Linked DNA regions of Mus musculus: all the other regions are linked to region 3. A link is a loop called in an ENCODE intact Hi-C map of the cell type or tissue named here. Cell type or tissue: left cerebral cortex. All regions are shown on one strand.

The links. Peaks named below come from ENCODE experiments on the same cell type or tissue, not always from the same donor. Only the 100,000 strongest peaks of a DNase experiment are listed, where the experiment ranks them.
Region 1: it touches region 3 in a loop (2.0-fold over the local background); 4 of 42 quality-filtered maps call a loop at or near these places.
Region 2: it touches region 3 in a loop (3.0-fold over the local background); 2 of 42 quality-filtered maps call a loop at or near these places.

The regions. Positions count from the first base shown.
Region 1 is chr17:73,265,888-73,268,387 of GRCm38, forward strand. No RefSeq gene overlaps it. Among named protein-coding and RNA genes, the nearest start is that of E330032C10Rik, 16 kb to the left of the region's middle. In left cerebral cortex, a CTCF peak has its summit at 1,372; a DNase peak (open chromatin) is centred at 775.
Region 2 is chr17:72,835,028-72,837,527 of GRCm38, forward strand. Ypel5 (yippee like 5) reads left to right here and starts at 1,601. Exons shown (of 3, transcript NM_027166.6): 1 at 1,601-1,764. In left cerebral cortex, a CTCF peak has its summit at 1,194 (motif pointing right); DNase peaks (open chromatin) are centred at 1,433, 2,261 and 2,494; H3K4me3 peaks cover 1,453 bases; H3K27ac peaks cover 1,407 bases.
Region 3 is chr17:73,106,444-73,108,943 of GRCm38, forward strand. Lclat1 (lysocardiolipin acyltransferase 1) reads left to right here and starts at 1,542. Exons shown (of 6, transcript NM_001177967.1): 1 at 1,542-1,713. In left cerebral cortex, a CTCF peak has its summit at 1,408; DNase peaks (open chromatin) are centred at 1,507 and 2,237; H3K4me3 peaks cover 1,695 bases; H3K27ac peaks cover 1,378 bases.

The sequences.
Region 1 (2,500 bases), 160 kb after region 3:
TAACATTAAGAACTCTGCCTTTCAAAAGACACCACCCATTACCGAGAGGACAAGCCTCAGACTGAGATAGAACATGCACAATGCAGAACTATGATAAAGGACATGTATACAGAATACAGAAGTTATGTGAAACGCAACAATAGGAGAACAAACGCCAACAATAACAACAAAGATTGTAAGTGCAAATGATCAGGAGACTTGACACCGTACTAAAGTGGGAGCTCACTCTGAGCTGTGGTAACAAACATGAAGCAAAACAGAAGTCTTAAAGATGTGGAAATAGAAAATAAAGCAATAGCGTTGGAAGTTAGTTTGACCCTCTCCTGAAGTGCTAAGCTTGCAGTTCTGGCTCAGCCACCATAACCCAGGCCATTTACTCAAACAGACGAAAGCATGGCTGTGACAGGCAGGCACTCAAGCATATTTACCTGTTTTAGCTGCAGTAAATGTCCATCCATGGGAGAATGGACAAGCAAGTGGAAGCATAGCTCATACAATGGAGTTCTTCACAGTCGTAGAAAGGAGTGGACACGTGTGTATCTCAAAATAACTTGTCTCAGAAAAAGCTTAGTGATATAAATAAGTCTCTCATGACTACATTTGAAGAAACTTCTAGAAAATGCCAACTTACTTTTTAATGACGGAAATCAGACCATTGCTTGCACACGCTGAGCAAGTGGAAACAGCCAGGGCACCAGCTCCCCAGGCCCCAAGTTAGACATTTCATAACTATGAATGTCTATTTTATTTTAATTAGTTGGCAGATGAATTTTCATACACGTGTGGCATGTGCTCTTCTCACGGGGGAAGTGTTTCCCAAAAATGTGGAATATTGCCAAGGCAGAAAGTAGTATCTGTGTTAGAGAGCTGGGGAGGATAAAAATGAATGAACTAATATCTAACTTACAAAATAGAAAAGGACTAGAAATAGAAATAGACTAGACTCCATCCTAGTGCTTCCTTAAACTCACAAATGGGACCCATGCCTAGCTCTGTCCAACTTCAGACTTAATGAAGAATAAGTAGATGGATTCCCACTATAATCAGAGATGAGATGAGAACTGCCGGCCTGACCAAGATTTGAGATAAGAAAAACGAGCATAAGGACCAGGAGTGGATAGGAGAAAGAAGGGTCCTTGCTTGTAAATAAAGCAACCTCGTGATAGAATCTGACAATAGATGTTATGGGACACTAAAGGGGGCTGGAGAGATGACTCAGCGGTTAAGAGCACTGGCTGTTCTTCCAGAGGTCCTGAGTTCAAATCCCAGCAATCACATGACGGCTCAAAACCATCTGTAATGGGTTCTAATGCCCTCTTCTGGTGTGTCTGAAGACAGCAACAGACTCACATATATGAAATAGATAAATCTTTAATAAAAAAAAAACAGAAAAAAATGAGATACTAAAGGGATTTTCCTAGTTCAGAAACTATATATATGTGTGTGTGTATATATGTATGTATGTATATACCACATTTATATATTATTTTAATCACCAGCAACACTGAGTAAAAGTAACTATTGTTTAGAAGGAGCTCTACCTCACCAAGTATTCTATTTTCCATGTCACAGGGATTGCTGCATTGAGCGCCAGCTTGTGGGATTCTGTTCTTGTGCATGTGCCAGTTCATGCGTGTGGTGTCAGTTGTTGCTGGGTCAGACATTTGGGCTCCTCTCCTCCCAACTTGTGGTTTCCCCTTCCCTTGAGCACCTTGGAGTTCCCTATACTCAGCTGCCAAATAGGGAGGGGCCTGATCATGTGCTCTGGGACTACATCCACACCTAGACACCAGGAAAGCAGAGATCTCTACCCCAAGCTGAGTGGTCATTTCTATGCATTTCACAAGGTAGAAGTGGGCTTAAAGACCTGTTCCAGATAGTGAACCACTGTCTCTTACAAACTATATACACAATGGGATTTGGGGTAGGAACAGGGGAGGGGATAGGATTCTGCTCTGGCTGACCAGATTTTCACTACGTAGCCCAAGCTGGCCTAGGGCTCCAAGCAATCCCCGTCTCACCTTCTGAGTGCTGTGTCATCACATCTGCCAAAACAAAATATTTAATTTTATTAATTAATTTAATTGGTAAGGTAATACAAAGCATACACTCATGTAGATTAGTAGACATTGTTGGTAGGATGAGCATGGTTGTGCGAGCCTGTAGTTGCAGTACTTGGGTGGTGAACTGGGGTGGTTTCAATAGGCACGACCCCTATAGACTCATGTCTATGAATGCTTGGCCACAGGGTGTGGCACTACTAGGAGGTGTGGCCTTGTTGGAGGAAGTGTGTCACTGTGGAGGTGGGCTTTGAGGTTATATATGCTCAAGCTATGCCAGTGTGACACACAGTCTCTCCCTGCTGCCTGCAGATCAGGATGTATAACTCTCTGGCTGTCTTCAGCATCATGACTGCCTGCATGCTGCCTACCATGATGAAAATGGACTTTGAAACTGTAGGCCAGCCCCAAATTAAATGTTCTTTATAAGAGTTGCCTTA
Region 2 (2,500 bases), 270 kb before region 3:
CAAATTCTGGGGGGAAATGAGGCACTGTACTTTCTTTCCTGGAATACATGTGTACCTTGATTTAAGACAGTGTCAGTCACTGTAGCAATTCCTGATGCTCTTGCCTCGGCTTTCCAGAGTGTCATGACAATAGCTATAGACCAGTGTACACAGCTCTAAGTTTAACAGTCTTGTATTAAATAAAAATAAAGGGATTATAAGAATCTCCCAATATACCCCAAAATGCTTTTTTTCCTCCAGCAAAATTCTCTTTAATCTAAACATAGTCTTTTATCTTTGATGGTCAGAGTAGCTTTTTGTTTTGTTTTGTTTTCTCGAGACACTATGTAGCTTTGGTTGTCCTGAAACTCACTCTAGACTAAAGGCATGTTCTACAAAACCAGGCCACAGTAACTCTTTATTTTATAAATGAATGAAAAGTACTGAAGGATTTAGGGTTAAGTATCAGGGTTTTGTCAGAACACATATTCTATGCTACAAATTTCAAGTGCTAGTATATATATATGTGTATAATTTATATATTTTATGTTTATTTAATACATGAAATATTTTGAGGTATTTCTGTCATCTTTATGGACAGCCAACAGAGATTTAATTACCTGGGAAAGCCAACGGAATGGCAAAAATTTTCCAACTTATCTTAAACATGGTGAGGGAGGGCTAAGGGGACAGCTGTCTTTTTCAACAAGACAGTTGATCTCCACATAAAAGACTTAAGTTTTTGAGAATTACTTCAACGGTCAAGAGAAAACTTGGGCCGGGCGTGGTGGCACACGCCTTTAAGCCCAGCACTTGGGAGGCAGAGGCAGGCGAATTTCTGAGTTCGAGGCCAGCCTGGTCTACAGAGTGAGTTCCAGGCTGTCCAGAAACCCTGTTTCGAAAAACAAAGAGATAGAGACAGAAACAGAGAGAGGGAAGAGAAGAGAAAACTTGGAAAGTTTGTAAATAGAACCAAGCACGCTGAAAAAAACCTTGTTTACAATGAATTCCTATATACCGAGACACAAAGAGTTCGGGATTTGTTTAAGGCAATTCGTGTAAGCCAAGAGAAAGTGGCCTGATGGGATGGTAAAACGGGCATTTCAACCTAGGTAGCCCTTTAACCTCAATACCAGCGTTGACTAGAAAACAGCCTCTTGTTTTCGCTTCTTCTAGGCTTCCTTGGCTATCAGGAAGCTATGGCCTCAGCCGCCAGCAGGTGACGCCGATGACGGGCAATGAGTCCCAGCTGCCGCAATTACCAAGGCTGAGGCGTCTCCTTTAAGAAGCTGACTCACGTGGATGCTGTGTTGTGTGCGCTCAGCTGGGAGTGGGGGGCGGGTCCTCACTCTCACTACATTGGCCGCCTCGGCCGAGGAGGCAGACTTAGCCTCCTTGATTGGCCGTAAGGATGCAAGGTGTCGAATTAGAGGCGGGGCGAGCGGCGAGGAGTCCGCCCATCCGCTGCGGCTTCGGGGTGGGGTGGGCGGCGGAGTGTAAGCGGGCAAGGGTGGGGGGAGGGCGAGCCCGAGAAGGGGCGGGGCCCGGCGGAAGGGGCAGAGTGCCAGGGAGAGGGGCGGAGCCTAGAAATGAAGGGCGCTGCGGGCCAACCGGGAGAGCCGCCTGAAGGGAGGGCGGGGCCACGCCCGGTGATTGACGCCGAGGCCCGACCGAGGAGAGGCGGGGCCAAGGCCTGACTAAACCTGAAGACTTGGGAGGCCGAGGTGGGCTTCGACCCAGCTGAGGAGCGAAGAGCTGCTGGCAGCGCCGATTCCCAGCACGCCGGTGAGTACGGCGGTGGGCGCCGGGATCGGAGTCGGCTGGGGCTCGAAGCCCTTGGGCCGGCGGCTTCGAAGCCTTCGGGGAGCGGCCCGGGGCGGGGGCCCAGGCAGGAAGTGCCTCTTCCCCTTCTCCACTCGTCCAGGGTCCTGGCCGGGCCACCAGGGCAATTCTCAGGACTGTGGGGCCGTGGGGCCGCGGGGCCGGGCCGGGCGGTCCTTCTTTGTGAGGCTGTGGCGCGGCGGCCGCCGCCGACCCGCCCCCGCCGCGCAGCGGAGCGCTCCGCGAGCCCACAACAGCCGCGACCCCCTTAGCGACCCGCGGCCCCCGCCCGCCCGCCGCCCTCGGCGCCTGTCGCCTGGGCCGCCGGTCCGCAGACAGCTCTCTCCGTGACACCCCCACTTCCTAGGCCGCCCCGCCCCCACAGCCGCCGTCCCCGCCGCAGCGTCGGGGGCGCGCCCGGGCTCCGATTCGGGGCCGGCCCGCGGGCCCGCGCTCCAGGGCCGCGCTCGCACCCCGCCCGCCCCGCCGCTCCGGAGGCTCGACTCGTGCTCGGGTGTCTGGGCTGTGGGCCGTGCCCGCCTCGTCGGTGCTAGCCCCTATCACGCTGCCCTCTGGACCCTGGGCGTGGGGAACACTGCCCGGTAGCCTGCGGGTGCCGAGCGCCCGGTCGCCCGCGCCTGCCCAGCTGTTCCGCCTGTGTTTGTTGTGCCGAGGAGGCCCCGCCGCCGCCGCCGCGCGC
Region 3 (2,500 bases):
GAAGGCTATGTATAGACTCTTTAAATCCTCAGAGAACTCACAGCGGTGCATTCTTGAGAGGTTCTGGGGGATCCCCATGTTAAGTTCAAAACAATGACAAGCCTTAAAATTCCTAAGATTTTCCCAGAACTCTTGAGTTTAGAGACAAAAGTGAGGTCCGTTCAACCTCTGAGGGATAACTGCATTTTTGTGCTGCTTTTTTTCCTTCGTTGTATTTTCTGTTTTCTAATACAATTGTGGCACATCTCAAACACTTAAGTATTGAATAAAGGTAAAGGAGAGGTAACGCTGGCTCTGAGCGCGAAGGCACCTTGCATTTGTTTTTTAAAATTTAGAGTCTTGCAGAGGCAGTCTCCTGGCTCTGTTATGGGGACTGCTGGGACTACAGGCATGTACTACCACACAAGGCTACCCTGAACTTAAAAATTCATTTCTCTCTGTTTCATGTTAAATAAACAGATTAAATGAATAAACATAAATGAAAAGCTGTTGAAAGGCTCTGTCGGCTATGTGTGGACATTTCATATTTTTAAAGATGTCTATTATCTGTTAAAAGTCAGCAAGAAGGTATTGTGCAGGGGAAACGCAAAGAGGTTAAATTAACCAGTCTCTAGCATCCAGGTGCTTAGTCTGGTAGGTTTGGAGCCAGATCCAACACTGTAGAAAGGCACAAAGACCTTTCCAAAAGAGTGTCCTACAAAACCAAACCAAACCAAACCAAACTTAAAAAAAAAAAAAAAAACCCAAAAAACCAACAAACAGAAAAAAAAAAAAAAACCAAAAAAACCAACAAACAGAAAAAAAAAAAAAACCCAAAAAACCAAACAACAACAACAACAACGACAAAAACCCGACAGCAACATAAAAACTGATTGGGCCATCCAGAAGAGGAAACGTTGAGACTTGAGCAAACACTGCGAATTAGCAACAGTTGCGCACCACAGAACCTGGAGTTGCTTTTTGACTTGGGGCAAGAAAATAACGCTTGTCATTTAGTGTCTCTGCGTTTTCCATCCTGCAACTTTAGGGGTTGAATGAAGGTGCGTTTAGTTTTACACCATCAGGAACCTGGCTCTAGAACTGACTGCGTGATCATTTGCTCTTTACATGAGGCAAGAAAGTAAGAGTTGTAAATGATTGCCTCCGATTTATTTTCCATGAGGTAACCTCAGGCGTTGAAGGTGTCTTGAGTTTTGTGCCAGCAGAAACTCAGGCTCTAGAATTGGCTGGATACTAAATTGCCCTTTGATTCCTGACGTAAACGTTAGGCTTGCAAATGAGTGCTCTAGCTTTGCCATCCCCCTACGCAACCACTAGATTCCCCGGAGACCACCGCTTGAGTTCTCATTTTTGGTTTCTTGCTCCTCTACCCCTACCAGCTTTGGCAGGCATCTGCGCCTGGCCACACTGATCTGGGGCGCGGTTCCTTTAAAGGAGCTTAGACGACGCCCGGGGTCTCTCCCCACTGCGGAGCAGGGGCGGAGCGCCCGGTTCAAGGGCTTCCCACGCAGCCGGAGACGCCTTGCGTCACTGCGCCAGGAGCCAATCAGGGTGGAGCCCGGAGGGACGCATTACTAAGGCGACGGGGCTCGACGCCTCCCCGCTTCGGGATGAATTAGCGGCGGGTTCTTCTCCCAGGTTGTGACCCCCGTGGAGTCGCTGTCTCGCCCCAGTGTCCCCGCGACGTCGCGCGTTTCCCCCGGTGTGTCCCAGGTGCGCGGCCCGCGGTGTCAGGTGTGGGCTTCGGCGCGGGAACATGGCGGCAGCCAAGGGATTTTTTTTTCCCGAGTGGGCGGATGGAGAGCTGCGGCTCGGCGGCTTTTCCCCGGAGCAGGCCTCCTCGGGTGGGCCCTGGGGGACGGACACTGGCGGGAATTGGGTGGAGGGCTTAGGGCGATCGGCTCTTGGGAGGGAGGCCGAAGCCTCCAGAGCTGATCAGGATGCGGGGGCGAGGAGCGTCGGGTGCCCCTTCTGTGCTCACCTTCCTGTCCACACCACACCTCGGTGAAACCCGGGAGCTGCCGGGTCCCCCTACACCGCCTACGGTGTGTCAGGGTCCAGATTCCAGGAGCACAAGGCTTTCCAGGGGTCGCCACGTGAACGGCCCACAAGAGAGTTTTTCAGGGTTCAAGCAGTTTGTTTCTTGCAGGTGACAGAGGTGTGCCCTAGGTCTAGGTGGCAGTGCCACAGAAAGAACGATAGGCCACATTGAAGGCTGACTTCGAGTCCAATTTTCCTTTTTATTGGCATTCGCTCTAGCTAAGGGCTGGCCTCTCATGGTCCTTGCCTCTGCCCTTGTATTGGTGCGATAACAGGCGTGCTTCACCACGCCCACCTGGCAGGTTTGGTCTCTCAGGTTGTATCTTTTTTGTTGTTCTTTTTTTGTTTGTTTTTGTTTTTGTTTTTTTTTTCGAGACAGTGTTTCTCTGTATAGTCCTGGCTGTCACTTTGTATCACTATGTAGACCAGGCTGGCCTCAAACTCAGAAATCTGCCTCTGC